Regions from separate parts of the Homo sapiens genome. Here region 1 is linked to region 2. Evidence: chromatin loops called from intact Hi-C (ENCODE). Cell type or tissue: PC-9. All regions are shown on one strand. Links, peaks and the distances in the headings refer to the core of each region. The heading gives the core; the rest is flanking DNA.

What was found. A loop is a pair of places that touch in the nucleus more often than their neighbours do. Peaks named below come from ENCODE experiments on the same cell type or tissue, not always from the same donor. Only the 100,000 strongest peaks of a DNase experiment are listed, where the experiment ranks them.
Region 1: it touches region 2 in a loop (6-fold over the local background); 2 of 110 quality-filtered maps call a loop at or near these places.

What each region holds. Positions count from the first base shown.
Region 1 is chr14:103,136,125-103,152,435 of GRCh38, forward strand. It overlaps TNFAIP2 (TNF alpha induced protein 2), which reads left to right. Exons shown (of 12, transcript NM_006291.4): 12 at 1-1,315. It also overlaps the pseudogene NDUFB4P11 and the pseudogene RPL21P12. Among named protein-coding and RNA genes, the nearest start is that of TNFAIP2, 21 kb to the left of the region's middle. RefSeq lists enhancers at 4,193-4,242, 4,273-4,322. In PC-9, for the core only: CTCF peaks have their summits at 4,016, 4,248, 5,251 (motif pointing left) and 5,451; DNase peaks (open chromatin) are centred at 4,807, 5,207, 7,677, 8,157 and 2 weaker places; H3K4me3 peaks cover 308 bases; H3K27ac peaks cover 3,513 bases.
Region 2 is chr14:103,197,199-103,213,509 of GRCh38, forward strand. It overlaps LOC124903391, which reads right to left and starts at 11,672. Exons shown (of 2, transcript XM_047432044.1): 1 at 9,750-11,672. The coding sequence starts at 10,819. The coding sequence ends at 9,893. In PC-9, for the core only: CTCF peaks have their summits at 11,980 and 12,185; DNase peaks (open chromatin) are centred at 8,973, 9,973, 10,793, 11,383 and 1 weaker place; H3K4me3 peaks cover 4,614 bases; H3K27ac peaks cover 4,337 bases.

The sequences.
Region 1 (16,311 bases), core at 4,013-12,012, 62 kb before region 2:
GACAGGCCCTGGGGGTGCCACCGTGGGCCCTGCCACCCAGAAGTCTGGCTGAGGTCTGGGCAGGGGCAGGGCAAGCTTGACCTCTCACTGTTGACCCTTTGGCCTCTGTATTTGTTTCCTATTGCCGTGACAGGTTTCCACAAACTTCGTGGATCAAAACGAGGTCTTCCAGTTCTGCGGGTCAGAAGGCTGACCCGGGGCTCAAATCTGGGTGTCGGCAGTCCTGCACTCCTTCTGGAGGCTCTAGGGGAGAATTCATTTCTGGCCTTTTCATTTTTAGAGGCTGACCGTAATTCTTGACTTCAGGCTCCTCCATCTTCAGAGCCAGCTGTGGGTAGTTGAATCTTTTTCCCGTCACCTCATTGAGGCCTCCCCTCTCCTGCCTCCCTCCACCACTTTTTTTTTTTTTTTTTTGAGACAGGGTCTTGCTGTGTTGCCCAGGCTGGAGTGCAGTGGCCTGGTCATGGCATCAAGGCTCACTGCAGCCTGGACCTCCTGGTTCAAGTGATCCTCTTGTCTCAGTCCCCTGAGACAATCCCCCACGCCCAGCTACATATTTTTTGTGGATACAGGGTCTCATTCTGTTGCCTAGGCTTGTCTGGAACTCCTGGGCTCAAGGGATCTTGTAGCCTTAGCCTCCTAAAGTGCTGGGATTATAGGCATGAGTCACTGTACCCGGCCTGCTCTACCGCTTTTAAGGACGCTTATGATCACATTGCGCCTACCCAGAGAACCCAGGTCGTCTTTCTATTTTCAGGTCAGCTGATTAGCCACCTTAGTTCCATCTGCAACTTTAGTTCCCACTGGCTGTGTAACCTAACATAGTCACAGGCTCTGGGGACTGTCACGTGGACATCTTTGGGAGGCCGTTATTCTGCCCACCGCACCCTCCGTTCATCCCCTGCCCTGCCGGGCACCTCGCTCTACCCCAGGAAAATGTGAGCTCGTTTTCCTGCTCGGCATGTGCTCCCCCTAAGGCTCTGCTCCTCCCTGGGCCTGAAAGTTCCTTCTCAGCCTGAGAGGGGGCCCTTCGGACTCAGGCATGACTCAGCCCGGCTGATGCCTCTGCAGTGCTGAGTCAGGATTTGGGGCCGGCTCTCTTGGGTCCGTCCCCTTTTCCCAGGTACTGCCTTACAAAGCTGTGGCCAGGAAGTGGCCGGTATAAAGGATGCCCAAGGTCTTTGTACGTGTGTAGGAGTTAGCGTGTTTGATATTGTTAATATAATAATAATTATTTTTTAGAGTACTGCTTTTGTATGTATGTTGAACAGGATCCAGGTTTTTATAGCTTGATATAAAACAGAATTCAAAAGTGGCTGTGGAGTGATTTATTTTGGGAGCTGCACAATGATGGGGGGCCCAGCCAGGCAGCCTTAGCAGCTTTCTGAGCCTCTAGGGGTCCGGGCAAACCTACCTAGGTTCTGTGTCAATCCCCAGCCTGTCCCAGCCCCCAGAGCACCTCATGTGGTCCAGGCAGGAGATGGCCCACCATCCCCTCACTGTGAGCAGGAGCTTTGGAAGTGTCTGCCTGTAGGGCATGGACAGTCACTTCACCCTTCCGTGCCTCAGTTTCCTCATCTGTAAAAAGGGGACTGTGACCCTTTGGGGCTTCCTCCACCGTCCTTTACTGAGGAAGAGGGTGGGGTGGACACGGGGCAGCCATTTCAACCGCATGCACGGGACACAGAGTGGGAACTGACTCTTACCATGCTGGCATTGACCTGAAAGCTACAGCTGTGGACACAGGAGGTCTGGTTTGTATTCAGAGACGGGCTCAGCTGCCACGGAAGGGTGGGCCTCTCCGCAGCCAATCTGGCCTGGAATTTGGGAAGGAGCAGAGTCCCTGGAAGGGAAGAAGGGTACCTTGATGAACGTTGCACAGAGGCCGGGGAGGGCCCCAAGGGGAGCCGTGTGCACCTGAAGAGGGGTGTGGGCTTCAGCAGGGCCTGGGACAGCCCGGAGCTGGGGGTGGGGGAGGGCAGGCCCTTTCTCCTGAGTTCCATTCTTGGGGCCAAAGCGGATGGCATGAGGCCACCGTGCAGTGAGAGAAAGGAGGGAGACGAGGGCCAGGGGCAGTGCGGCTTGGCACGGAGACCCTCTGCCCGGCTCCTGGACCCGCCGGTCCATGTGGCTGCGAGGTCCTGGCCTGGTTGAGCCACGTGGGGAGCGTGGGCCTTGGGCGGGCGAGTTCCCGTTCCTCTCCTCGGAGCACAGGGTCAGGGGGAAGTGGGGGCAGCGCGACTCTCCCCTGCATGGCCCCCTGACCCTGGGCAAACGTGGGGAGAGATGGCGCCTGAGCCCCGATGGAAGCTGTCAGTGGGCCCTGGCACACATTCTCCCACGGGGGCGGACTTAGGTCCCAAAGTGACCCCCAGCCTCGCGGCGGCCAGGGCGGGCCGAGTCGTCGGAGCGCGGCGGGACCTGGGGCCAGGTGGACCCCCCTCCCCGGGCTGCGTCCACCCCTGGCAGAGGGGCGGGCTCCGGGCGCGAGGCCCCAGGCGAGGAGGAAGAGGGTGCGGGCGGCGCCTTGGAGGTTCCTGCTGTTCCTGCTTTTCGGGGCGGGGGCCTTCCGGGTCACTGTCCCGCCAGCTGTTGGATCTGCACCAGTAACTTCTCCAGGAAAATCCCCCGGAGAGGAGGATCTGCCCGGCGGAGGGGAGCGAGTCCCCCAGCGCGGGGACAGGGCGGGCGGAGCGGGGCCTGGGCCAGGCCTGGTGCCTTTGTGCAAGGACGGGCCCCGGGCTGCCCAGGCTCCTGTGAGCAGGGGTGGAGCGGGGAGGCCGCAGCCCCCGCGGAACACCGGGCGCCCCCGGCCTCCAGCAGTGGGAAGCAGCCCGGGGGCTGACGCTCCCTGCAGGAGCCAGGAGCAAGCAAACAAGCAGCTTGAGTGCAGGCGCGGGGACGGGCCGGGGGTGCCTGCGGGTGAAAGGGCGGCTCAAAGGGACAGTCGCTGGAGGCCCGGTCTTGAGGAGGTGCCTGGAGCAGACCCGGGCTGGGCGCTGCGGGGGAGGGAGGAGGTTGCGGAGGCCGGCGGGCGGGAACGGGGAGGAATTCCAGGTTTCAGGCAAAGAAAGACGGCAGGACTGGGGAAAAGGGATCCTGGACAGGAGACTCCGCAGGAGGAAGGAGGGGGCCGGTAAGTGGGCTCCTTCCAGCTGGGGAGCGGGGCTGGAAGGGGCTGGAGACGCGAGTTTCAACTCATGGGATTTATGGCTTGGAAAGACCCCTCTGCCCTTCGGGGGCGCTGGGGTCCCCAGGGGAGAGATGAGGGCGGCAGCGAGGGCCCCCTCGTGCAGTGAGATGGAGCGAGCTCTCGGTGGGCTGAGGGAAAGAGCAGCCCAGGGGCTTCTAAGAGACCGGGAGGGAACCAGGCTGCTTCCAGGGACAGGGAGGGCCTGGGAGGGGAGAAAGGGCTGAGGAAGCGCTTGGTCAAGTTCAGGGGGAGAGGTCCCTCCGCACTCGCAGTTGTGCCCTGTGTCACCACGATGTTGTTCCCAAAGTATTCTTCTGGTGTTTTTTTTATTTTTATTTTTTCCTTCTTTTCACAGGTGTTGACCCAAAGTATTTTCTCTCATGCCTGGCCACTCTGCCCTGGACCCTCAACCCAGCCGAATATGACACATCTCCAGAAACCCAGCAGGCGCAAGCCGCAGGGTTGGCCTTAAAATCCTGCTTAAACAGGAGACCCTGGAGGCCTGCTTCAGTGCCACCAGCCTAACCGCCAGGGCTCATCAAAGACGCTGCCCAGATGCATTGAACGTAAGCAAGATCAGCAAAGGTTTATCTCAACTTCAGACTCACTCCCAGAAACTCACTCTTGGGAGCTCTCTGTGGAATTGGGCCCCCCTTCTTCTGGTATTATGTTTTCAAAACTGACAGGGATATGAAAGAAAAACTTATCCAGGAAAGAAAATTGGGTTGAACATTTAACATCTCATTTAAGTCTTGCAATAATGGCTATATGTATTTTTGCTAAATAAATCTTCTATTAATCTTTTTTTTTTTTAAAGTTTGAGATGTCTGCAGAATGGGCATGTGGTTCATTAGAGTGACCAATACCCCGGTGAGTGACAACACTTTGTGTGCGAGGCTGCCGGCCGCCAGGCCCTCTCTCTCGCTCACTGCTTTGGGGGCATCATTTTGCACAGCCCCTGTGGAGGGTGATTTGGGCTTCCGGGTCAGGCTGACAAATGCAGGAACCTGTGAGGCAGCCATTCTCCTTCCAGGAATGTACCTTATCCATGCTCTACCAGCTATGCAAAGCAACTTGAGTGCCAGACTAGTCACTTCAGTTACAGTAGCAACATACTGGAAACTCCCTAAATGCCCATCGGCAGACACCAGGGAAATCACTGCAGTGCACCCAAACAATGGAGTACTATGTGGCGGTGAAAAAGAATGAGGAAGTTCTCTCTGTTCTCATGTTGACATTCAGGACACATAACGTTAAGTGGAAAAAAGCACAGTGCAGAGCAGAGTTTGTGGTGTGTGTGTGTGTGTCTGAGAGAGAGAGAGAGAGAGAGAGAGAGAGGTGAACAGGGTTGGATGGGGACAGAAGTTAGGAAGGAGGTATTTGGCCGTATAGCTTGTAAATTTTCATTATGAGGCATGTGAATGTGTTATATTATTAGCATTTTATAACTGAACATTTAACTGAGAAAATGAAAGTGGTGTTGCTGGAGATGGGAGGAGAGAGGAGGAAAATACTTTAGTGTCTCAGGGGTAGGCTCAACCAGCCATGTCCAGCGCCTCTTTGAAGTGGGTTCATCAGCAACCTGTGACTTGGCGTGAAGCCAAGTTCAGCGCTGAGGTGCAGACTGTAATCACAGGGCTGAGTTTAACCAAGACTCTGGTTTTGTCAGGCGATCACTATGGAGGATGATAGCTGAGCCGTGGGAGGGGCTTGCCAGGGAGAAGTCATACCGATGGGCGATACCCATACTGACTGCTGCTATACCCAGCAGTCCCTGGTCGCCCCCAGAACTCCCATCCTCTGACCCTGTGCTGCCTTGCAGCCCCTCAGCCCCCCATGCATGCCCCCCATGCATGCCCCCACCATCCCTGCAGTGAGACCCCGCAGCCTCCTGAGATGCCAGGTAAGCCATGCACAGCCAGGTGCTGTGCCTCAGAACTTGCTGCAAAGCTACTTATGCAAGGCGGGGGAAGCCGTCCTGGGAGGCTGTGCAGGTGAGCAGCCAATAAACAAGTGAAAAGAAACCCCCCTCCCTCCTTGTTTGTCTCTCCAGCGCCCTCTACTGACAGTGCACAGCACCGTGCCAGCAGGAGAGAGGGAAAAGTTCCAGAATCCCCAAGTAGGGCAGTGAAAGATGGGCTTGGGTCAGAGGCAGTAGATGGATAGCAGGCAGTTGCTTTCCATATGCACCCTTTTACACACGTTTAACCTTTTCTAAAAATTCCAGTAAATGCAATACATGTATCCTTCCCACAAGTGAAGATGCACTCACGCTGTCTCCAAAATGAGGAGACAGTGAGGACAAGGTGCCAATGGTTACTGTAGCCACTGTTGGCTCTGTTAATTACACCACAAATTCAACCACAGTCCACTGAATATCTTGTTACCTGAAGACTGAATGGTAACACTAACCTCCAAAAAATTGTGTGTACAATACAGATGCCAGCGAGAGAAAACAGGAAAATGGTTGGCATGTGGAAACAAACACGTGAAAACAAGCAAAGGAAACTAAGCAAAACTACTACACTCCTTGCTTCCGTGACAGTTGGGAGCCGAGGCTTGAAGTCCATGGTTCCTTCTCCCATCACTCATCCTGGATTTTCCCCTCCCTCAGCCGGGACCTCAGCTAGTTGGTGATCTTTACTTGATGAAACAACTAAAACTTTCATTTCAGAAGGTTCTGAGTCCTCAATTTTCCTGCCTTTCTATGGCTGGGGTAGTTTTCCATGAACCTTTTCTATTGGCCATGGAAATAGTCAGAAGTGCCGCAGAGAATGAATGCCCTGATTTCCAGACATAGTAGCAGCTGCCTGGTCTCCCAGGAGAATCAGAACCTATCACTGCAGTCAAGAGAGCAATCATTTTTTAGGTCTTTTGGTGTCATGACAGAATGAGCCCCAGATGGCCAGGTGGCGGCATCATCTTTCAATTTAATGAAACCATTGCTGTGTCTCCTGGTTGAAGGATGTTCCTCTCCGGGACTAAGACCTTCACATTAGCAGAGCTCAAAGTTGCTGCGACAGGAAGCAAAAATCCTGCCAGCTGGTTGTTATTGGGGGTAATAGTAAGTGGATCCCCCTCATATCAACTGGTTGCATGGAGTTCTAATCGGGGAAGAGGAGTCAGGCTGGGGGGAGCAGGGAAAGCAAAACAAACAAACAAAAAACAGATAAGCTATAAGCCTGCCTTTCTACATGGCCCAGGACACACAGAGCCCTCCTAAGCAAATAACTCACAATCTTCCTGTGCCCATCTTATCGCCAGATCCTCAGCCGATAGACAAGTGTCAGTTAGCTCGCTGCAACCTGGGCATTATCAGCACTGCGCGTGGCCCTCTCCAGCACAAGCACCATCCTATAAAATCCCCCACAAGTCTTTGTCTCCTTGTAGTCAGCTCCCCTTTTGCTGATCTGCCCATTGCTTTCTTGCAATGTATTTTCCTGTGTTCTCTAATAAGCCTGCCTGTCTTTACCTACAACTCTCTTGGTAAATTCCTTTATTGCATGCGCCACTGGTCCTAGTTAGTCACTACCTGTGACAGCTTGGTTTCTGGAGCCATGCATTTTGGCTATAAGGGAAGTAGAACCATGTGGTGGCCCCTGATTCAAAGCGTATATGGAATCCTGTAAAATAGAGTCCATCTTTCCTGGGTATTGCCACTCAGTCTTTTGCTGAGGCTAGCTCCTTCTGGGTGATAGAATAAGCAGTAAGATCAGTGAATTCCACGGCCACGAGCCACTGTGGCATTTCCTTGGTGGTGAAATGGGTTCCTTGGTCAGAAGCAGCCCTGCATGGAAGCCATGATGGTGAAAGGCATCACGTGAGGCTACAAGCAGCAGTGCTGCAGAAACACTCTGGGTAAGGGAGGCAAAGTGTGTCCCTTCCAGGAAGGTGAGTCTGTGTCCCCTCCATGATGGAAGAGACCAGGACCCACCTGCTACCAGATGCTGGCTGCTCTCTGTGGGGGAAGGTGCCATCAGGCACTCAGTGCTGCTCTCTGGGGTTGTGAGAGGGGGCTGCCAGCAGTGAGATTAGTCAGACCAGCCTGGAGAGATGAGCCCGTGTTGCTGGGCCCATGCGTAGCCTCCATCTTGGTCACCATAAATACATTGTTTGTGGGTTCATTGAAAAAGCGCTGGTGTGGCTAGGGAATTGTGTCCCCCCAAATTCATCTTAAAATCGTAACTCCCAATGTGGCCCTACTTGGAGCTAGAGTGTTCACAGAGGTAATCAAGTTAGAATGAGGTCATTGGGTGGCTCTAATCCAATACGACTGGTGTCCTAAAAAGGGGAAATTTGGAGACAGACACAGGGAGAATGCAGTGTGAGGATGGAGACAGATCAGGGTGCTGCTCCTGTCAGAGGCATTCGAACCAGAGTGACTCCATCTTGAATAGGGGCTGGGAAAAATGAGGCTGGGGCCTGCTGGGCTACATTCCCAGGAACTTAGGCATTGTTAGTCGCAAGAGTTTACGGTTGAGGGAGCAGATTAATAATGTTTACTAACAGACCTGGAATGTCCTGATGTCCCAATATCTTGAGAACGCAAGCATTCCTAGTTTAAGACGTTTTGTTTTAAAGATAATATCGATTCTTGTGAAAGATGGTAATTACAAAGATTAATCCTCTATCACAAACCCTTGTAGTAAAGCACATCTCCTATGATTTTCGTATCTTAAACAGGCATTGTACTTAGGCTGGGCTTGGTCCTCCTTTTACTTTAAGGAATGCCCTTCTCTGTCTATAGTCATTCTTTTTTTTTTTTTTCTTAAAAAATATATGTATATATTTTGGGGGCTCTATTTTACAGGATAATATATATATGTATGTATCTTTTGTATATATATTTGTGTTACAGGCCGAAAGAATGAGGGTGGTGATCAGTTCAGTATACCACTGGAGGCTCTATGAGTAAACAGCAAACTGTTTCTCATAAATGCGGAATGTTGGCAAACTGACAAACTGTGTCTGCCACCCAGAAGGGATGCTGAGGGCAGTCACTCCCCAAACGCAGTGTTTCTTGAGATTAGGTACATCTGAAGCCTGTTAGTAATAACATGAACCTGTTATCAATTAGCAGCCGACCAGTCATTACCTCCTCCTCCCTGCTCTTGCTACCCAATAAATATGAAGGGCTATGGAAGCTCAGGGGCTGCCTTTGTCCACTAGAAGCAGGGAGCTCTCTTCATCCTTCCCTGGACAGTTCCTTTCAAACAGTTTCTTTTGTCTTCAGTTTTCATTTCTACGTTTGTCTCTTCGTTCAGTCTTGTAATGACGGTCTCAAGTAGTAAAAGTAGTAATTGTTGTGGGGATGATCTCAAGTAGTAACCGTGGCAGTCAGCCACATATTTGTATATATATATTTACAGGATACAAATTATATATATATATATTTTAAGACAGAGTCTCACTCTGTTGCTCAGGCTTGAGTGCAGTGGCACAATCCTGACTCACTGCAACCTTTGCCTCCCAGGTTCAAGCAATTCTTGTGCCTCCGCCTCCCGAGTAGCTGGGATTACAGGCACACACCACCACACCCGGCTAATTTTTGTATTTTTAGTAGAGATGGGGTTTCACCATGTTGACCAGGCTGGTCTTGAACTCCTGACCTCAGGTGATCTGTCTGCCTTGGTTTCCCAAAGTGTTGGGATTACAGGCGTGAGCCACTGGTCCTTGTCAAAAATATATATATATATAATATATATTTTATATTTTATGTTTTATATATATAAATATAAAATATATATATTTTATATTTTATGTTTTATATATATAAATATAAAATATATATTTTATATTTTATGTTTTATATATATATATATAAATATAAAACAGGCGTGAGCCACTGGGCCTGGCCAAAATATATATATATATTTTATAGAGACAGGGTCTTACTATGTTGTCCAGGGTAGTCTCAAACTCCTGGGCTCAAGCAGTCCTCCTGCCTTAGCCTCCCAACATGCTGGGATTACAGGCATGAGCCACCATGCCCATCCAGGAGTAGCTATTCTTTCATTCCTTTACTCTCTTAATAAACCTGCAGCTAGGTGTGGTGGCTCACACCTGTAGTCCCAGCACTTTGGAAGGTCGAGGCGGGCAGATCGCGTGAGTCCAGGAGTTTGAGACCAGCCTGGGCAACATGGTGAAACCCTGTCTCTGTGAAAAATTTAAAAAATTAGCCAAGCATGGTGGTGTGCACCTGTAGTTTCAGCGGAGGTGGGAGGATCACCTGAGCCTGGGAGGTGGAGGTTGCATTGAGCCAAGATCACGCCACTGCACTCCAGCCTGGGTGACAGAGTGAGACCCCATCTCAAAAGATAAAATACATAGAATAAAACAAACTTGCTTTCACTTTGCACTGTGGAATTGCCTCTAATTCTGTCTCGTGTGAGATCTGAGAACGCTCTCTTGGGGTCTGCATTGGGGCCCCTTTCCAGTAACACTTCTACAAGCCAAGAAAGGCCAGAGATTGACAGAAAACTCCCACAGCTGGGAGACGGGCTGGGATGGAGTCTCCCTCACTTCCTCAGAAGGAGGCAATTCTGCTGACACCTTGACCCCAGACTTCTAACTTCCAGAACTGGGAGATGGCACGTTTTTAGGGCCTAAGCACCCGCAGCTTGCGGCACTTTGTTGCAGCATTCCTAGGAAACACACAGGGTCTGGCTGATGACTTCACAGAACTTCCTTCTTTTACCTGATTCAGCCTCTTCTGAAGGGGACACCCTTTGCTGAGCATTTATATGATGCGCAAATGTTCCTGTAGTCTGTGTCCATCTCGAGAGGCTGACCGCATACTTCTTCCTCAGACATCCTTGTTACCAAACTTCCAATCCTTTTCTTCCAGGTCCCCGAACATCCAACCAAACTGTTAGCAGCTGTTTCTAAGTGGGCACGGATTTGTACCTCTGGGCATCTCTCTGTCTGCATGTAGTGGACAGCCGAGTGAATGGCTCAAACTGTGCGCCTAGGGAGGGTTCCTTCGCTACCGGGGCTCGGCCGGTGGAGCTGTAGTACTCATGTCTACTTTTGTGGGAACTGGCATAGCATGCCGAGCCCTCTGTCACCAGGCTCGAGTTTCTTCCTCAGCCAACTGGGTGTGAGGAGTACCCGGGGAGGCTGGAGGCATGGATGGGGAAGGGAGACAGGGCAGCAGGGGTAGGTGCTGAGGGAGTCTGGGCCACCTGCCTTCCCTGTGAAGTTCCCATGCCGTCTGGACCCACCCCAGCTTGCCTCTACTGCGTACATGGACTGAGAGGCCACCGCTGCAGATCCCACGCCTGGTGGCTGGGTGGGTCCAACCATGCCCGGCCCCTAATGGGAACTAGGCTGAATGATCACCTAATGACACAGGGGTGGGCGTTCAGACTCGAATCCCAGTAGAAAGCGAGAAGCAGTTTCTCAGAAGGAAACTAGTTATCTACAGAAGAGAGCACAGAATTGCTCCACAATTCTAGAGGTCCGGACTGCAATTTTCCCATTGGCGCTTGTCATGGATATGTTGAGCAGCAGTGGCTCACAGGGCTGGGCGGCACAGAGGCTTGTACGCATAGAGCAGCCCAGGCCTGCAGAACCTCCTCTTGCTCAGCCTCTTATGGAAACTGGCTGCCTTATGGGGCACTCGGGAGATGGGTCATGGTAACACACTAAAATGTGTTGGGCCAGCCTGGTGGCTGACACCTGTAATCCCAACACTTTGGGAGGCTTAGGCACAAGGATTGGTTGAGGCCAGAAGTTTGAGATCAACCTGGGCAACATAGTGAGACCCCCAAAAGCCCTTCCAAGCATTTGCCTCTTTCTTCATAGTAGGTAGTGGGAGGTGTAGCAACTTGCCTTCACCTTAGAGTGAATATTTCAAAATTCTCCAGCCCAAATAACCCCCAAGAAGCTTAGAAATCACAGGTCTCAAATTTGGGGGGATTTATCCCCCATCTTCTAGCTGACATATGTTTTATTAAAGCTTCTAGAGGATGTGCTATTTCTTATCAGATCCAATCAGCTTTATATCACCAATGCAGGGGGCCAGTGTAGTGGTGTGTGGAATGTTAAATAATAAAGATCAATTTGGCCAGGCGCAGTGGCTCACGCCTGTAATCCCAGCACTTTGGGAGGCCAAGGCGGGCAGATCACTTGAGATCAGGAGTTCGAGAACAGCCTGGCCAACATGGTGAAACCCTGTCTCTACTAAAATACAAAAATTAGCCAGGTATGGTGGCCCACGCCTGTAATCCCAGCTACTTGGGAGGCTGAGACAGGAGAATCGCTTGAACCCAGGAGGCGGAGGCTGTAGTGAGCCAAGATCCCGCCACTGCACTCCAGCCTGGGTGATAGAATGAGACTCCGTCTCTAAATAAATAAATAAAGATCAATTCATAGAGATGGAAAGTAGAATGGGGGTTGCCAAGGGTTGGGGACAATGGGGATTTATTGTATGATGGGTGCAGAGCTCCAGTTTTGCAAGGTGAAAGGAATTCTGAAGATGGATGGTGATGATGGTTGCACGACAATGTGAGTGTGCTGAATGCCACTGAAGTGTAGACCTAAAAATGGTGAAAATCGTGAGTTTTATGTTATGTATGTTTCACCACAATTTAATAAATAAATACAAAGTATAAAGGAAAAAAGGAACTGAAGCATGGATTAAAATAAAGGATTTTCATGTTGTTTGACTACATTTTAGAAAGCAGTGTGTTAGGATCTTGATACTGTAAGAATGGTTAAGATACTAGCAGCATGGGTACTGCCGGGAAAGGTTTTAGAAAGTCAGAATGCCTGCCTCAGCTGGGTGCAGTGGCTCACACCTGTAATCTCAGCACCTTGTTAGACCAAGGCAGGCAGGTTGGTTAAGTCCAGGAGTTCGAGACCAGCCTGGGAAACACAGTGAGATCTCATCTCTACAAAAAATTAGCCAGCATGGTGGTGTGTACCTGTAGTCCCAGCTACTTGGGAGGCTGAAATGGGAGGATCACTTGAGCCTGGGAAGTGGAGGCTGCAGTGAGCTGAGATGGTGCCACTGCACTCCAGCCTGGGTGGCAGAGTGAGACCCTGTCTCAATCAATCAATCAATCAATCAATCAATCAGTAAAAAGAATGCCTTCCTCAGACCTACTAGATCAGAGTCTGCAATTGTACAATCCCCAGGTGACTCATACAAATTAAATATTTATCTGAGCTTTTTTTGAAGTATAAGATACAAACAATAAAGCTTACTTAAATACAAAAATAAAAGATAACAAAGCCCTTTCAGCCGGAACCGCCGTTTTCCAGTAATTCGCCAAAATGACGAACACAAAGGGAAAGAGGAGAGGCACCCGATGTATGTTCTCCAGGCCTTGTGGAAAACATGGAATTTTTCCTTTGGCCACGTACATGCGAATGTATAAGAAAGGTGATACTGTAGACATCAAGGGAATGGGAACTGTTCAAAAAGGAAGCCGCACAAGTGTCACCATGGCAAAGCTGGAAGAGTCTACGATGTTCCCCAGCATGCTGTTGGCATTGCTGTAGACAAACAAGCTAAGGGCAAGATTCCTGCCAAGAGAACTAATGTGCGTATTGAGCACATGAAGCACTCTAAGAGCCGAGACAGCTTCCTGAGACGCGTGAAGGAAAATGATCAGAAAAAGAAAGAGGCCACAGAGAAAGGTACCTGGGCCGGGCACTGTGGCTCACGCCTGTAATCCCAGCACTTTGGGAGGCTGAGGCGGGTGGATCATCTGAGGTCAGGAGTTCGAGACCAGCCTGACCAACATGGTGAAAACTCGTCTCTACTAAAAATACAAAAAATTAGCCAGGCATGATGGCACGCACCTGTAATCCCATCTACTTGGGAGGCTGAGGCAGGAGAATCACTTGAACCTGGGAGGCGGAGGTTGCAGTGAGCTGAGATCACGCCATTGCACTCCAGCCTGGGCAACAAGAGTGAAACTCCATCTCAAAAAAAAAAAAAAAAAAAAAACAAAAAAAAGAGAAAGGTACCTGGGTTCAACTAAGCTCCAGGCTGCTCCACCCAAAGATGCACACTTTGTGAGAACCAACAGGAAGGAGCCCGAGCTGCTGGAACCTATTCCCTGTGAATTCATGGCATAATAGGTGTTAATAAAATAAAAGACCTCTGGACTGTAAAAAAAAAAAGATAACAAAGATACCTGTGGACTATATTATAGCAGAAGCCAGGATTCATGTAGTTAAGACACGAAGGTGTACTGTTGGCCCTGACAGGTAAAAGCAAATTGTTTTTGCAAATTAGTATGGAAAATAAGACATTAGCTAGGCCAATAGCTGCATACCAAGTGCCAGGGGCCAGGTGGATTTGCACCAGTAAAAGTGCTACGTCTGGGACAGCAGCCGCGAGTGCAGTCAACCACCTGATCACGTTTATTACAGGTCACAGTCATTCTCCAAGGTTTGTCCAGCATTTGCATGGGTTGAGCTGGTGGGTTCTACGGCATGGGAATGTAATAGATAGCCACATCTCTGCTTCTTTCAAGCCTTTAGTGGTGGCATTAATCTCTGCAATTGCCCAGAGATGCAGTCAAGGCCAGGATGAGAGGGAAGCTAGTGAGGTACCAGGGCACAAAATGGAAGGATGTCAGGATGATGCCAGAGCTGAGCCTGCACTACATTCTGTGCCCAAGATGCCTTACTATTTTTTTTTCTTTTTTCTTTTTTTTGAGACAGTCTCACTCTGTTTCCCAGGCTGGAGTGCAGTGATGCAATCATAGTTCACTGTAACTGCGGACTCCTGGGCTCAACAATCCTCCCTCCTCAAAGCTCCCTCCCGCCTGTAGCTAGGGCTACAGGCCTGTGCCTCATTGTCCAGCTAATTAAAAAAATTATTGTAGAAATGGGGTCTTGCCATATGGCCCTGGCTGGTCTCAAACTCCTGGCCTCAAACAATCCTCCTGTTTCGGCCTCCCAAAGCACTGGGATTACAGGTATGAGCCACCATGCCAGGCCTATATGTTACTGCTAAGGAGACCCTCACTCCAAGGCTGTGCAAGTGCAGTGCTGAAATTTAACACACGAATTCACCGTTGGTGGGACTGTAACCTAGAACAAACTTTACAGAAGGCATTTGATAGCTTATTTTAAAAAAATTAATTCCGGCTGGGCACGCCTGTAATCCCAGCACTTGGCGAGGCTGAGGCGGGTGGATCACGAGGTCAGGAGTTTGAGACCAGCCTGGCCAACCTGGTGAAACCCATCTCTACTAAAAATACAAAAATTAGCTGGGTGTGGTGGCGAGTGCCTGTAATCCCAGCCATTCGGGAGGCTGAGGCAGGAGAATCGTTTGAACCTGGGAGGCAGAGGTTGCAGTGAGCCGAGATTGCGCCATTGCGCTCTAGCCTGGGTGACAGGTAAGACTCCATCTCAAAAAAAAAAAAAAATTAATTCCAAGGTTTCAAATTGTCACTTCTCACAAATTTGTTTTTTTCTGTGAATTTTAAATTTTTGATTTACGTTTTTGCCAGAGTAGTACATCAACATAGTTTCAAAAATCAAATAACAGCTCTAGAACTTATATTACAATGTCCATCCTGCGCCCCCTGCCACCACCACCCCAGGCAGCCCCTTTCGCCTCTACCCGTGTCTCTGGTCCTTCTTGAGTTTTAGTTTTGAATGTTCTGTATTGAGTTGTTACTATGTAGGTCTTGAACAATTCTTTTAAAACATATTACCAGGTTTTTCATAGTTTTAGGCAATATTGTGAATCAGACCCTTTCCCCCTAAAAATTATCTAACTAGGTCCTCAGTGTAAAATGTAAACCTACTGAGTTTTTCATATTTGTATTATAATCAGTGACCTTTCCAGATTGTGATATTTGTTCTAAGAGGCTTTTGGTTTAGTCTCTGATTTTCTGGGTGAACAATCCTGTCATTTGGGGGATTATACATTCATATATGCACTGTGTCACGTCTGCATAAGACACATGTACCCTGTCTAATGGCACGTATAAGATGCGTATAAACTGCTGGTATGCAATCAATTGTTTGTTAGGGGTGCCAACAAATGACCTACCGAGGCACAACCTGAGAGAGGCAGGCAGGCGAAGATCAAATATAATCGTCATTCCTGAAAAAGCCACTGTGAAGAATGTGGCTGTCATCTGCAGCCCTCGGCTATGTGAGCACCACCAGCGACAGACAGATGATTTAACGCAGATGTGGGCAGCAGTGCTTCCCCCCTTGGAGACATAAGAAGGAGAAACACTGAATAAATGTAACAAGTTAAAGCACAGAGAAATGGGCTTAATACCTTCACCCATCTGCCAGTCAGGTGAGTTCTCCTTCGCCTGGGATAGGGGTTGGAAAGGGAGAGACAGACGAGGCCAGGTCACGGCTCTGGCGGATCCTACACAGGGACAAAGCATGCTGGCACCCCGCTCTGCCCATGGGCTTCGTCTCCACATGGCATCTTGGAGCAATTCCTGTTTTTCTTTCTGTCTCTCTTTTTTTTGTTTTTGAAAGCAGCTGACAGTACTCCATTGTTTGGGTGCACTGCAATCCTTTCCCTGGTGTCTGCTCCTGGGCATTTAGGGAGTTTCCAGTATTTTGCTACTACAATTGAAATGACTTAGCCCGGGACTGAAGTCAGTTTATGGGTTTTTTCTGTGTGTGAGTTTTGTGTTTTTGTTTGTTTGTTTGTTTTGTTTTTTGTTTGTTTGTTTTGAGTTGGAGTCTCGCTCTGTAGCCTAGGCTGGAGTGCAATGGTGCAATCTCAGCTCACTGCAACCTCCGCCCTCTGGGTTCAAGTGATTCTCCTGCCTCAGCCTCTTGAGTAGCTCGGACTACAGGCACCTGCCACCATGCCCGGCTAATTTTTGTATTTTTAGTAGAGACCGGGTTTCACCATGTTGGCCAGGCTGGTCTCGAACGAACTCCTGGCCTTAAGTGATCCGCCTGCCTTGGCCTCCCAAAGTGCTGGGATTACAGGAGTGAGCCACTGCACCCGGCCACTTTGCATAGCTGTTAGAGAATGAATAAGATACATTCTTGGAAGGGGAATGGCTGGCTGACAGGTTCCTGCATTTGTCAGCCTGATCCATGAGCCCAAATCACCCTCCACAGGGGCTGTGCAAAATGATGCCCCCAAAGCCGTGAGTGAGATGGCCTGG
Region 2 (16,311 bases), core at 5,358-13,357:
CACCATTTTGGCCAGGCTGGTCTGGAACTCCTGACCTCAAGTGATCTGCTTGCCTCGGCCTCCCAAAGTGCTGGGATTACAGGCGTGAGCCTCCACACCCAGCCGGGGCGGGGGTGAGGGGAGTACTTTAAAAGCACTGAAGCAATAGTCAGAAGAACTGTGGGGTTGGCCCACTTAATGGTTTTAAAGGCCTCAAAATAATAATAATAACAGGCTCAAGTGAGCCAACTATCAATGTAAGACACTCTATGAGAGTCCGAAGCCTTCGGGGCAGCATGAAGAGCTCTTAGCTCTGCGGGTACAGGGTGGTTTATGATGAAAACCAGGCCCAGGAGTATTCACGACTCTGAATAATGTTCATTTCATCTCTCTCTTCAGCCATGTTTAATGTACTGTCTAATCTATTAAAGACAAACTATTTCTCACATTTCTGACACTAAATGAGGGGGGGGATGTCCCACACCAACCGATCATCCAACTCTCCGCACGCCAACTGGGTGACCTGCAATTCAATTTGGACATGAACTCCTGGGAGGTAACCCAGACCCTACAGATTAACGGCTCAGTCCCACCAGACCACCCCCAGTTCAGAAGCCAAGTGCACGTCTCAGCCTCTCATTTGTTTGTTTGTTTGTTTTTTAAAACTGAGTCTTGCTCTGTCACCCAGGCTGGAGTGCAGTGGCACGATCTTGGCTCACTGCAACCTTGGCCTCCCGGGTTCAAGCGATTCCCCTGCCTCAGCCTCCCGCATAGCTGGGGTTACAGACACCTACCACCATTGGTCCTCCCATACTCTGACCAACTGGCTATAAATCAAGGGTTCCCACGGCCCCTCCCCAGGTTCAGTAATTTGCTGTAGGGCTCACAAAACTCAGGGGTACACTTACATTGACCAGTTCATTAGAAGGCTGCAACTGGACAGTCAGATGAAGAAGTACATAGGGTGAGGTCTGCAGGTCCCTATGGCAGGGGCTTCTGTCCCCAGGGAGTCAGGTGCACCGCCCTCCTGACACGTGGATGTGCTCTCCAAACCCCTCCGTTTAGGGTTTTCATGGAGTTTCCATTATGTACATGGGCATGATTAACTTACTGACCATCAGTACTTAACTCAACCCCAGCCCTCTCCTCTCCCTGGAGGTCAGGTAGGACTGAAGGTTCCAGCCCTCCAATCACATGGGGGCCTCCTCTGCAGCCCCCAGCCTGCAGCTACCTAGGGGCTTCAGCCACCAGTCCTCTTGTTAACAGAAATTCAGCTATGGCTGAAAGGGGCGTGTTATAAATGTTAATGTAAAAACTAAACTCTGTAGAATGTTTTGCAGGGATTTATTCTGAGCCAATATGAGTGACCACAGCCAGGAGCAAACACAAACCCAGGAAGCTTTGAGTAACTGTCCCAAGGTAGTCGGATTACAGTTTGGTTTAACACATTTCAGGGAGGCAGGAGTTACCGGCGAAGACATAAATCAACACATGGAAGGTATAGGTTGGCACAGCCTGGAAAGGCAGGATATTTTCAAGCGGTGTCAGGGTGGGGATGTTATAAGGCACAGGAGCATTCGGAGATTCTTTAATTTGCAGTTGGCTGAAGGAACAAAACTTTGTCTAAAAACAGAGTTAGCAGAAAGGAATGTTTAAGGTAAGATGAGGATGCTGTGTCAGAGTCAGCCACCGTATACCAGGTCAAAAATGACCTAGTTAGCAAGATTGATGGCCTGCAGGAGTGACCTCATCCTTGTTTTGCAAGACCTTCGGTCCTGTTTGTAATTTGGTCTGTTATTGCACAAACAGTCTGCTCTTCGAATCTTATGATCTCTGTTTTAACATTAGCACTAGTCGGTTCTATCTAAACTGCAAAAGGGAGAGGTTTGAAGGAGGTCCGTCCCCTCCTGGCAGGAAACTCAGTTTTTAGTTTCTCTGGGGTCTCCTTGGCCAAGAAGAGGTCTGTTCAGTCAGTTGAGGGGCTTGGGATTTTACATTTAGTTTACGTGAATATCAAAAGATGCTCTTCTCATCCCTATCATTCAGGAAATTCCAAGGGTTTTAGATGCTCTTGGGTCAGGAGCCAGAATGAAGACCAAATATGTGATTTCTTTTCTGGGAAGTATTTATACACTCCTCCCTCGGTATCTGTAAACCATTGGTTGCAGAACCTCCCATAGTTACCAAAATCCACAGATGCTCACGTCTGGTAAAAGAAAAACTTTAGGCCGGGCGTGGTGGCTCATGCCTGTAATCCCAGCATTTTGGGAGGCTGAGGCTGGCGGATCACAAGGTCAGGAGTTCAACCTGGCCAAGAGACCAGCCTGGCCAATATGGTGAAACCCTGTCTCTACTAAAAATACAAAAATTAACCGGGCATGGTTGCGGGTGCCTGTAATCCCAGCTACTTGGGAGGCTGAGGCAGGAGAATTGCTTGAACCCAGGAGGCGGAGGTTGCAGTGAGCCAAAGATTGTGCCATTGCACTCCAGCCTGGTTGACAGAGTGAGACTCTGACTCAAAAAAGAAAAGAAAAGAAAAGAAAAACTTTAGGTAAATTAAATTTAAAAAGAAAAACTTTAGGCAAATTAAATTTATCAGTATAGGCTGGGCACAGTGGCTCATGCCTGTAATCCCAGTAATTTGGGAGGCTGAGGCGGGTGGATCACTTGAGGCCAGGAGTTTGAGACCAGCCTGGGCAACACAGTGAAACCCACAGTGAAACTCTACTAAAAATACAAAAAAAAAAACTTAGCTGGGCACAGTGGTGCATGCCTGTAATCCCAGCTACTTGGGAGCCTGAGGCACGAGACTCACTTGAGCCTGGGAGGCTGTTATCTTTGTTTTAAACTATAAACTATGAACTAAGTTTCTCCCAAAGTTAGTTCAGCCTACACCCAGGAATGAATAAGGATAGCTTGGAGGTTGGAGGCAAGATGGAGTCCTTTAAGTTGGACCTCTTTCATTGGCTCAGTCATAATTTTGCAAAGGCGGTTTCAATATTTGCATATAACCTATATACATCCTCCTGTATGCTTTATTTTATTTTTCGACACAGAGTCTCACTCTGTTACCCAGGCTGGAGTGCAGTGGCGCAATCTCGGCTCACTGCAGCCTCCGCCTCCTGGGTTCAAGCGACTCTTCAAGCTACTTCAGCCTCCCGAGTAGCTAGGATTACAGGCATGCACCACCAGGCCTGGCTAATTTTTGTATTTTTAGTAGAGACAGGGTTTCACCATGTTGGCCAGGCTGGTCTCGAACTCCTGACCTCAAGTGATCCACCCACCTCAGCCTCCCAAAGTGCTGGGATTACAGGCGTGAGCCACCACGCCCAGCCCCTCCTGTACACTTTAAATAACCTCTAGATTACTTATGGTACCTAATACATTGTAAATGCTATGGAAATACTTGTTATATTGTTTAGGGAATAATGACAAGGAAAAAAATCTCTGTACATGTTCAGCACAATTTTTTTCTACGTACTTTATCTTTTCTTTTCTTTTTTTTTTGGAGACAGGGTGTCTCTCTGTGGCCCAGGCTGAAGTGCAGTGGTGTGATCACAGCTTACTGTAGCCTGGAACACTTGGACTCAAGCAATCCTCCCGTGTCAGCCTCCTGAGTAGCTGGGACTACAGACATGCGCCACCACACCCAGCTAATTTTTAAATTATTTGTATAGATGGAGTTGCTATGTTGGCCAGGCTAGAGGTTTTTCAAATATTTTCCATCCTTGATTGGTTGAATCCACAAATGTGGAACCCATGGATATAGAGGGTCAACTAGTTATTTTTATATATTATAGTTATATATTAAAAAGAGAAAAAACTTGACTGAAGAGAAACCCCTGACTTCGGTGGCTCAGGAAGTTTACTGCTCCCCCACCCCACCTAATTCTTCTGTAAAACCTTCCAGCTCAATCTTCAGGAAATCCCCCCTCCCCACTATCCCCCTGATGAAGTGGCATCGCTGTCTGGAGTAAATACCCAGGGTTCATTGTCTCACGCCAAGAAGATTAAGGACATGGACATACATGAGGAGTGAGCTTAGGAGCAGAGGTTTAATCGGCAAAAGAAAGAGAAAGGAGAGCAGCTCTCTCTCTCTCTTGCAAGAGAGAGGGGGCTCCAAAAGGGAAAAGCTGGCCTGCAGGGACAGCAGCAGATTTTATAGTCCAGCTTGAGGAGCAGTGTATGATTCACGAAGGGCCCACAGATTGGTTCAACCAGGTGTGACATTTACATAGCATGTGGGGAAGGCTGGTCTCCCCACCCTAATCTTATTATGCAAATGGGCTTTCCACTTGGCCAACACCATCTTGCCTGCTTCTTACTGTACACCTGGCTGGCAAAGAGAAGGGAAGATACAGCCAACATTTTGATCATGCCTAGTTCCAGGTAGCCTTTTCCTATCGGCACAACTGCTGGCATTCACCCGTGCAAGCTTCCAGCTTGCTTGTCTATGTCTGCAGCTCGATTTTACAGGCTGCCCCTTGTTACAAAAGAAAATGATTTGGGGGCTTCTTTTCATTAAAAGGAAAACCTTACTGAGAACTTCTTTATCCTTACTATTTGCCTAAATAATTTCTTTTTAACCATATATCACTACCATGGCTTTCTGCAGGGTGTCCCCTATTGTGCTGGGAGGGCACATGGGTGGTGGAGAAGGTAGAAGCTATCAATTCTTGGAGAGGAAGGTGGGATTCAGGCCACCTGGGGGCTGTGGGGAGGGGAATGAGGCCTAAAAGATGCCGAAGTTTGCAGGAGGAGAGCAGGCTACCGCCCACATGGGGCTGTTTGTACTCTACAGGACTACGGAGGAGGGAAGCTTGGAAACGTGGCCAGTGCAGGGGAAAGTCAGATGATGTGGATGTTCCTGGGAACATCCCTCATCTGGTGACTGCTGGGAATGCTGACGTCTTGGAAAAATGTGCTCTGAGTGGTCTTCACAGTGGGCAGGCTCAGTGTACCTGGGCCTCCCAAAACGCCAGCTCTGAGACCCCTCCTGAGCAAGGACCCCTGGGTGGATTAAGCCTCAAGTATAGATTTCTTATGGTATCACAGCATGACACCTATCAATAGGTGTTTTAATTATTTATTTTTACTTTTTATGTATTTTTGTTTTTGAGACAGAGTCTCACTCTGTGGCCCAGGCTGGAGTGCAGTAGTGCCATCTCAGTTCACTTCAACCTCCATCTACCGGGCTCAGGTGACTCTCCTACCTCAGCCTCCCAAGTGAGTAGTTGGGACTACAGTCACAGGCTACTATGCTCAGCTAATTTTTCGTTTTCTTCTTTTTTTGAGATGGAGTCTCACTCTTGTTGCCCAGGCGGGAGTGCAGTGGTGCAATCTCCGCTCACTGCATCCTTGACCTCCAGGGAACAAGGAATCCTCCCACTGAAGCAGCTGGGGTATAAACCCAGGGTTCGTTGTCTCATGCCAGGAAAATTTAGGACATGGACACACCCAAGGAGTTTAGGAACGAGGTTTAACAGGCAGAAAAGAGAAAGAAAAGCAGCTCTATTGAGAGAGAGGGGTCTTCCAAGCAGAAAGACCAGCTGATGGCAGATGCGCCAGATTTTATAGTCCAGTTTGAGGAGGTGGTGTCTGATTTACATATGGCTCACAGATTGGTCTGATCAGGTGGGACATTTACACAGCCTTTGGGAAAGGCTGGTCGCCCCACCCTAATCTTATTATGCAAATGAACTTTCCCCTTTGCCGATGCCATCTTGTCTGTTCCTTACTGTACACATGGCTGGCAGGCAAGGGAAGATGGAGCTGCCATCTTGAACATGTCTATCCCCTAGTTCCTGCCTGCATTCACCCGTGCAAGCTCCCAGCTTGCCTGTCCATGTCTGGAGCTCAACTTTATGGGCTGCTCTTTTTTAGAAAATGATTTGGGGCTGCTTTTCATTAAAAAGAAAAGCCTAATGGGGGACTCCCATACCCTATCTGCCTAAGTGATTTGTTCTTAACTCCTATATCACCACCTCAGCCTCCCAAGTAGCTGGGACTACAGGTATGTGCCACTGCATCCAGCTACTTTTTGTATCATTTAAAAAATTGGGCCAGGCACAGTGGCTCATGCCTGTAATCCCAGCACTTTGGGAGGCTGAAGCGAGTATATCACTTGAGCTCAGGAGTTCGAGACCAGTCTGGCCAACATGGTGAAACCCTGTCTCTACTAAAAATACAAAATTTAGCCAGTGTGGTGGCACATGCCTATAATCCCAGTTATTCAAGAGGCTGAGGCAGGAGAATCGCTTGAACTCAGGAGGCAGAGGTTGCAGTGAGCCAAGATTGTGCCACTGCACTCCAGCCTGGGTGACACAGTGAGACTCTGTCTCTAAATAAATAAATAAATATTGATTTCTAGTTTTGTTACCTTGCAGTCTGAGAAATAAATCTTATTTCTCTTTTTAGAAATCAAGTTGTCTGTTATGTCCAATATACTGAGAAATAAAAATGATATCCTAAGCCCCAAGCAACTGAACAGACCTCCCCATCCTGGTCAAGGGGACCCCAGAGAAACCTTGAGTGCCAGGCCATGACAGGATGGGAGGTCAGACACGCCTGGTTCTGCCCTCTCCCTCTCTAACTGCCTTGAGGGTTTCTTCCCTGAGGGCTGAACAAAAACCACTGTGGTTCCAACCGGCCCTGACACTGGCCCTCCCTTTCACAGTTCTGACAAAACAACCGATCAGCATTCCTTCCTGATAAGAGACCACCAACCTCAGAGTGCTTGTGGCCAGTCTACAAAGGATGCGCAGGGAGGGTTATTGTGTCCTCTGCTTCGTCTTTTGTCATCAGGTAGCTGAAAACTCCACTCTCAGATCAGGCCAACACTGCCATTTTTTGTACATGCAACAGACTTATGAAGGGACATGAAGCTCAACTTGGCATGTGCATGTTTCTCCTTTCGTGAATATTCACAGCTCCTCCTGTAGCTTATTCAATATGTATATTCAGTCACCCAGCTCAGCATATATTTCTGTTCCCTTTGCCCCTCCCTCGAAGTGTTTGTTTCTGGCTTCCACCTGGAGGCTGTGCTTCCCAGCCTATTGGATTGCCACCCTGCAGGATGCAACACTTTATGAGAAATAAGGCTGTCCTTTCTTCATCATCCTTCAGCTGACAGTATAATCGAGATTCCATATTGAGGATGTTCTATGCATTATTTATAGAAAAGTACATTCTGCAACAGCCACAAGCACCACTCTTTGGGGAGGCAGGAAGTTCAAGCTCAGCTAGTATTGGGGCCCTGCCCCTTGAGAGTTGTGTTGGACTGAGGAAAGTTCAGTGATACCCCATGCACAGGGAGAGGGAAAGTGTGACAGCCCCACTCTCAGCTCAGGCAGGGAGGTCCCCTGAAGTCCTGAGGCATCTGATTCAGCACCAGGCAGAGGGTGGCAGAGTTCACTCTGGAAGACAACCCCAGAACTTGTGGCCCAGCCCCCACTGTCCCACAACCTGCCCCTTCACCCTTGAAATCAAGAACTAGCAAGAAGGCTGGGTGAAGTGCCCCAGCATGGTGGCTCACGCCTGTAATCACAGCACTTTGGAAGGCTGAGGTGGGAGTATCACTTGAGGCTAGAAGTAGGAGACCAGCATGAGCAACATAGCAAGACCCCATCTCTACAAAATTTAAAGAATGTAGCTGTAGTCCCAGCTACAGGCTGCGGTTGTTGTGGGAATCAGGAGACTGGAGAGACAGGTAGGTGGGACATGAGAATTTTATTGAGTGCACTCAGACCCAGTGGATTAACATCCAAAAACTGGGCCCAGAACAAAGACAGCACTTGACTCATATACACACCTTTGAACGGGAGTGGGCTAGTTTGAAACAAGCTTACAGTGGCATGAAAGCAAGGATACAGAGACAGAACATAGGCAGTTAATCAAATTGTGACAGGTGCATAACCCAGGGTTACATGTAATTCTTGCTATGCAGTCCAGATGGCTGTTATCTAGGCTTGCTTAAAAGAGCCTTGCACAGGCTTATCTCATAACCTTCGCTATGGGGCCCAGAAGGCCGCAGCCCAGGCCTGCTCAGGCATGTTGTATAACCTTCACTGTGCTGCTTAGATAAAACAGAATACTTGAAGTTTCTAGTTACAGAAAACAAGAATCTATAAATTCATAAAACTTGCAGAGCAAGGTACAATCACATGGAGGGGGTTGGGGTTCGAGGGGGAACTTTTTCTTATCCTTATGTTGAGGGAGTGCTGGGAGAGTCTCCAGAGCACACTCCTTTGAGCCTCTGCTTCTTTGATGATGTTATCAAGACTTCGTCTGGGTCTGGGCTTTGTCTGTTACTGCCTTTGGGATGAGTCAGCCTAATATAGAAAGCTTATTTTTCTCTTTTTAAAATTTTATTATTCTTTCTTTCCTTAATTTCCTGCCTCACAGTGAGCTATGATCACACCACTGCACTCCAGCCTGGGTGACACAGCAAGGCCCTGTCCAAAAAAAAAAAAAAAAAAAAATCTGTGAAGTGAGAAAGATGAAGGCCCATGGGAGGAAGGGGGTGGGGAGGCCAGAACCTGAGGACCTTCTTTTTAAGTAGGGTGGCCCCAAGCTGGCTTTGCCCGGCTTCCCAGGTTCATGCCCACTGTCACGTGAATGGGCACTCTCTCACTTCCGAAGGTGACCAGGTTTGGATGGTGAGTTTTGTCATCACTCTGCTCTTAGGCCATGGTGTGAAGTCATGACTTTATCAAGTAGAGAGGGCTTAAGTGGAGGAGGGATGGGTGATTTACATTTTATAAAGTGCCCCGGGGGCTGGAGGGAGCTAGAGTGAAGGCCTGGGTATGAGCGACTCCAGGGGGACAGGGAGGGGAGTACCCGTCACTTAGGACCTCAGTCTGAAGTTCCCTGGCAGGTGTCCCCTTCACCTGCCCTTGAGCCTGGGGGCCTCCCTGCCTGGAGAGGCCCCAGCAACCCAGCCAAGCCTGACCTTGAGCAAGGCCTGGAGGCTGGATCTGAAATGGAGAAATTCCAGCATTTCTCAGGTTGGCCAAGAAGAGATCAGGTTACCTTCTGGTCCAAAGACAGAAAGGGCTCCCTTTGGAAGGGGGAGCAGAGCCACAGCCTGATCTAGGGACCCAGCTGGTGGTCAGGCCCAGTATGGGTGACAGGCCAAGCAGGCCTGGCAGTTCCCTGGGCCACCCTTGAGCCAGGCCTGGGACCAGGAGCTGGCGGGGCTGACCCGGCACCAGGACCCCCAGGAGCAAAGGCAGGGCCCAGACAAGAGGAGTGCAGGAGGTAAGGGACTTGGAGCGTGCCAGGCCTAGACTCCCGGGATCCCTGTCTCGGTGGCAGTGTGGCAGGCCAGGTCTCACTAACGCAGGCCTCCATTACAACTGTCCCAGCACTGACTGAGTAGCTAGATTAAACATTAAAAGCTGATAGAGCCAGTGCCCTTATACAAAGGCTGGAAAGTAACAAAGAGCCCACCGAGAGTTTTGCCTAGGCCTTCCCTGGGCCTTAAAGCAGGACAAAATAACAAATTAATTCTTATCAGGACCCTTTTAGGGTTAAACGAGTTTTTTTGTGGGTCTGAAGAAGCTCCCCACGCCTCCAGAAACAAGTTTATTGAGGGTCTGAAGGCACTCCCCAAACCTCCTGATTTAGCAGGAGACAAGATAAAGGTAATCCCCCCAGCATCTGGACCCATTTAGATTCAGTAACCTTATTGAGGCTCCAGAGGAAGGTCTTCAGGACTCACAGATGACCGTAAGTTCATCACTAATGTCTTCAGATGCATGCACACTTACACGTAGACATACCGCTTAGAAGGTATGTAAGTTCTGGAAAACTGTAATTTTGAGTTGGTCCGGTGATCATTTCCAGGCCTTTCTCCCTGTAACCAGTTGCAGAAAATAAAAACGCTCTTCCTCCTCAGTTCATCTGCATCTCGTCATTGGGCCCCGAGAAATAGCCGCCCCACTCTCAGTTTGGTCCGAGAACAGCGCGACAGTGGAGTTGGAGCCGCCCCGGGCGGGATTAAGCCGGGTGGAAGCAAGTCCAGGAGACGCCCGCCCCTCCCCCGCGCCACAGGACTCGCCAGCCCCGCCACGCCCTGACCCCTCGTCTCTCCTCCCCTCCCCTCCTCCTCTTTTCTCCTCTCTTGCCCTCCCCCATCCCCTCCCTCCTCTCCCCTCCCTGCCCCTGCCCGGACAGTCCTGGTACGCCGTTCCCTGCGCTCCCAGGCCCCTTCCCCTTCCTCCTTCCCCTCCCCTTCCTCCCTCTCCTCCCCTCCCCGCCGCGTCCCGGACACTGCGGGCTGGTCCCGCGCCCCGCCAGGGCTGCCGGGGTGTGCTGCTGGGGAGCGTGACGTGGGCAGGACCACGCTGGACACGCAGTTCGCGTGCGGCCGCTCCCCGAGCAGTGCGCGGCGTGGGCGGAGGAGCGGCTCCGCGAGGAGATCGAGGCAAACGCGGCGCCCGCGCTGCTGGAAATCGTGGACGCGGCGGACGCCGAGCACCTGGTCACGCTCCAGGACCTGGACATCCGCCACGGCGACGGCTTCGCGGTGCTCCGGGGCGTGTGCAGCGAGGCCTCGTTCCCGGCCGTGAGGCCGCTGCGCGAGCGCCTGCGCGGGCTGTGGGAACCCGGGGCCGTCCTGCTGGTGCTGGTGGGCACCCAGGCCGACCGGGACTCCGAGCGCCAGGTGCTGATGGCGCGGGCCCGCGAGGGGCCCTGCCCGTTCCCGGGGGTCACGGCCAAGATCCAGCGGAGGATGGACCAGGTGTTCACGCTGGCGGTGCGCGAGACGGAGGCCCTGATCCCGCCCGAGGTGCCTCCCCGCCAATGCCCAGCACACGAGGCTGTCGGAAAGGTTCATTGGCTAATTTGCCACAGTTGGTTTTCAATATGTCCATCCCTTTTCCTGATTTCCAGAGCTCAGTATTTCTACCCAGTGCCTATTTATTTATTTATTTATTTATTGAGACAGAGTCTCACTCTGTCGCCCAGGCTGGAGTGCAGTGGCGCAGTGTCGGCTCACTGCAACCTCTGCCTCCCGGGTTCAAGCGATTCTCCTGCCTCAGCCTCCCGAGTAGCTGGGATTACAGGCGCCTGCTACCAGACGCAGCTGATTTTTGTATTTTAAGTACAGCTGGGGTTTCATCATGTTGGTCAGGCTGGTCTCAAACTCCTGACCTCGTGATCCGCCCGCCTCAGCCTCCTAAAGTGCTGGGATTACAGGCGTGAGCCACCTTGTCCGGCCCTGAAGCTTATAGTTTTTAATATTCTATAATTCCTGAAGTTTTCATAGTCTGCCTCTTTGCTTCTTATTTTTCAGGAAACAAGTTAGTAACTGAGGGGAAAAGCACCACGATCTCCCGGTGCGTTGTTTGCAAGAGTGCTTCAGCAGTCAGTGTCTTTCTTGTTGTTTGCCAGATAAAGATATTTTGTCTGCATATCTGCATAGCTTAACAGTAACTCAGGTGCTGACGTAGAAGTAAAGCATGTGAGAATGCTTTTGGATCATACACTTTTCACATAATAACAAATTTTTCTCGAATTGGTTTAACAGTATCGTTTTATGCTTTTTAAAATGTATCTTTGATATGAGTTGTTTGTCATTTGCACAAGTTAATGATTTTACCTCCCCAGCTGCAACATATTTTTCAAATTTAGGAACCCAACTTAACCATCTGAACATCCTTCTTAAAAAAAATAAAGAAGAAAGCTCACAACTATGCCTGTGATCTGAACTAGTTGATTTTGTTAACGGAATGTTATTTATATAGTGATGGTTAGAGAAGGCTCTGGTCATTTCTATTTATATTGTATGTGATGTTTTACTAGAAAAACAAGTTTTACCTTAACATGAAAAAAATACATTTTAGAACCTAATGGCAAGTTCACCTCCGAAGAGGGCTAGGCGGGGACTGTACCCTGGGTTTTATCTCTTCCTCTCCCTCCTAGGACAGGTTGGGGGTTGGGATGCTTACTTTTGAAGCTGGAAACCCGGCTGACTCACTCCCCTCCTGACCTCTGTCTTCTGGGGTCCCTCCTGGCAAAGCCCTTATTCATCTCTCTAAGGGGGCATATCAAATGTGGGGAGGGGCCAGTGATGGGTGGGGAGCATCTTCCTGGTCTCAGCTGTCGTTGTCCAGAGCTGCCCCCTCCTCCTGCTGGAGCAGAGGAGAAACACAAGTTTGTTCACTGTCTGGATTGGGCTGTGCAGAGAAAGCCCAGGGAGAAGAAACAGCCTCCTGTTCCCACCACCACGACAGCAGAGAGCTGGGCCCCCATGACTGCAAGCTGGGAATTCCCTTAGCCCCCACCCCAACAGTCCTGCCCTTCTGACTCTCCACCTGCTTGTGCTGAGGAGGGCCTCTGGAGAGGTTTTGTGTCCTTGGATCCCAGTCCTTCTGGATATCAGGCCTCGATCCAAGAAAACATTCCCAAATAGCCGTTTCTGCCCTTAGATTCCCTGGAGGAACTCAGACACTCCCACTCAGATTCAAGTTTTCAGCTTAGAGTGCAGTGGGTTTCTGGCTGACTAGTCAATGTCAGGGATGGCCAGAGCCACATGGCCAGCTCCTGTGACCTTGCTTTCTGAGTGAGCATGGACGCACACAGGCACACATGAAATTAAAGCCCTACATGCTGGATTGTCCTGCTTTTCCTGTGTGTCAAATTTCTAGACTTTGTATGTCACACACACATTGTCTCAGTCCCTCCAGAGGCAAGGAAGGCTGCAAGAACTCCAAAGTGAACTTGCCAGCATCGAATACAACCACCTGTCAGAGCGCTCGGGGACCTGGAGGCCCCATTCACAGCCGATGGACCTGTGGAGCAGGGGCAGGCTGACTTGTGAGCTTGCGGGTGGGCAAACCTCAAGCCCTCCGCTGTTCTCTCCTCCTGGCTGTGGGCTCTGTCTGCTCAGCACCACCAAGGAACGCCAGGCCAGGAATGAAAGTCAAGGAGGCTGCGACATTAATGACCCACAGTACGGGTGAGTCTTCTGCCTCTCCCAGTTATCCACAGACTTCTGACCAATGTATTTGGTTTCTATTTGTATTATTCAGATTGCTGCTGATACTGAGAACTCATGGGGAGGGTTTAAAATTACATGTGTTTTCCTTTTCTGTGAAATGTATGCTCCTTTTGCCAGCTTTGAAAATTTTGTGAACCACATTAACAACCCGTCTATAAAATAACGGGGGAAAAGGAGAGAAAGAAGATAGTTTCTATGTGTACACATCCACATAACAAGGAAGAAACTGCTCATGGCTGCTACAGTCCTTGTCTCTGAAACTGATCATGAGGCCATGGTTGATTTTTATCACTTATTTATTTATTTATTTTTGAGACAGAGTCTCGCTGTGTCACCCAGGCTGGAAGGGTGCGATCTCGACTCCCTGCAATCTCCACCTCCAGGGTTCAAGCGATTCTGGTGCCTCAGCCTCCCAAGTAGCTGGGATTACAGGCGTGCGTCACCATGCCTGGCTAATTTTTGTATTTTTAGTAGAGACGGGGTTTTGCCATGTTGGCCAGGCTGGTCTTGAACTCCTCCTGACCTCAAGTGATCTACCTACCTTGACCTCCCAAAGTGCTGGGATTACAGGCATGAGCCACCACACCCGGCCCATAGTTGATTTTTTTTTTTTTTTTTTTTTTTGAGACGGAATCTCGTTCTGTCACCCAGGCTGGAGTGCAGTGGCACCATCTCAGCTCACTGCAAGCTCCGCCTCCCAGGTTCACGCCATTCTCCTGCCTCAGCCTCCCCAGTAGCTGGGACTACAGGCGCCCACCACCATGCCCGGCTAATTTTTTTGTATTTTTAGTAGAGACAGGGTTTCACTGTGTTAGCCAGGATGGTCTCGATCTCCTGACCTGGTGTTCCACCCTCCTCAGCCTCCCAAAGTGCTGGAATTACAGGCGTGAGCCACCGTGCCCGGCCCATAGTTGATTATTAAATTGTGTAGTATAAGCACACATAACATAAAACTTACCATCTTAATCTTTTTTTTTTTTTTTGAGATGGAGCCTGGCTCTGTCGTCCAGGCTGGAGTGCAATGGCACGAGCTCGGCTCACTGCAACCTCTGCCTCCCGGGTTCAAGCAATTCTCCCTGCCTCGGTCTCCCGAGTAGCTGGGATTACAGGCATCCGCCACCACGCCCAGCTAATTTTTGTATTTTTTAGTACAGATGGGGTTTCGCCATGTTGGCCAGGCTGGTCTTGAACTCCTGACTTCAGGTGATCCGCCCGCTTCAGCCTCCCAAAGTGCTGGGATTACAGGTGTGAGCCACCGCACCCGGCCACATTGTTCTTTTTCAAGGTTACTTTGGCTACTCGAGGTCCCTTGAGAGTCCATATGAATTCTAGGATGGATTTTCTATTTCTGCAAAAACTGCCATTGGGCTCTTTGATAAGAATTGCCTTGAATCTGTAGATTGCTTTGGGTAGTATTGACATCTTAACAATATTAAGCATTTCAATCCATGAACATGAGATGTCTTTCATTTATTTGTGTCTTCCTTAGTTTCTTTCAGCAATGTTTCATAATTTCCAGTGTACAAGTCTTTTGCCTCTTGGTTAAGTTTATTCTTAGGTATTTTATTATATTCAATGCTATTGTAAATAGAATTGTTTTCTTAATTTCCTTTTCAGGTTGTTCATTGTTAGTGTATAGAAATGCAACTGATCAGCTGGGCACGGTGGCTCACGCCTGTAATCCCAGCACTTTGGGAGGCCGAGGTGGGTGGATCACCTGAGGTCAGGAGTTTGAGACCAGGCTGGCCAACATGGTGAAACCCCATCTCTACTAAAAATACAAAAATTAGCCAGGTGTGGTGGTGGACGCCTGTAATCCCAGCTACTCCAGAGGCTGAGGCAGGAGAATTGCTTGAACCCAGGAGACAGAGGTTGCAGTGAGCTGAGATTGCCCCACTGCACTCCAGCCTGGGTGACAGAGCGAGACTCCATCTCAAAAAAAAAAAAAATCTGATTTTTGTGTGTTGATTTTTGTATTCTGCAACTTTTCTGGATTTATTAGTTCTAACAGGATTTTTTGGTAGCGTCTTTAGGGTTTTGTACATATAAGATCATGTCATCTGTGAACAGAGATAATTTTACTCCTTCCTTTCTGATGTGGACACTTTTTATTTCTTTTTCTTGACTAATTGCTGTGGTTATTATTTTCAATATATGTTGAACACAAGTGGCAAGAATGACTGAGGATCTTTGTCCTGATCCTAAGCTTAGAAGAAAAACTTTGTCTTTCACCATTGAGTATGATTGTTAACTATGGACTTTTCGTATATGGACTCCATTATGTTGAGGTAGTTGCATTCTAGTCCTATCTTGTTAAATGTTTTTATCATGAAAGGGTATGATTTTTTTTCAAATGCATTTTTCTGCATCAATTGAGATGATCATGTTTCTTTTCCCTTCATTCAGGTAATGTGGGGCATTATATTGGTTGATTTTCTTATGTCGAACCATTCTTGCATTTCAGGAATAATCCCACTTGGTCATGATGTATGATCCTTTGAATGGGCCGTTGAATTGTTTGCTAGTATTTGATTTTTAGATTTTTCTTCTTTCATTCCATGTTTTCTTTGCCCTCAGCCAGGCCCTGGTTGGTTGGGGTTCTTCATCTAGTAGTATGACCCAAATGTTCATTCATGAAAGATCTGAACTTTCAGTAGGGTTCTGCCATTTTTTTGTTGGCGTTGTTTGTGATAACCTTTTACTGTTGGAATGGGAGTACCAGGAGGTGCCTCAAACAACGTACTGAGTCACTAAGTATAATAGTGAAACAAACCAATTCCCCTCTATCACCCCTTAACTCCCAAACTCCTATATTCTGGCTGTGGGAAAAACACCACCATATATTAATCACTGAATAAAGATTATATCAAAACCGTAAGATGGGGGCCTATCCATTCAGGGTGGTATCTCCCAACTGGTGCTAAGATAAGTCTTTGGTAGCCCATCCAACCATTCTATCAGGCCAGCTGCTCTTGGGTGATTGAACAAAAAGCAGGATCATTGAATTCCATGGCCATGAGCCTAATGCTTCACCTCTTTTGCAATGAAATCAATTCCTTGATCAAAGAAATGTTTTATGGGATATGATGAAGGTCCACAGGGCATTCTATAATTCTGTGGATGGTGGTGCTGGCAAAAGCATTACACGTAGAGACAGCAAATCTATATCCAGAATAAATTCCAGTGAGGACAAATTGCTTTTCCTTCCGTGATGGAAGGGATCTAATGTAATCAAGTTTCCACCAAGTGGCTAATTATTCTCCCAGGAAATGATGCCATATATCAGGGTCTCTGTTATTGGTTAAATATTCAACAGTGAAGATAAC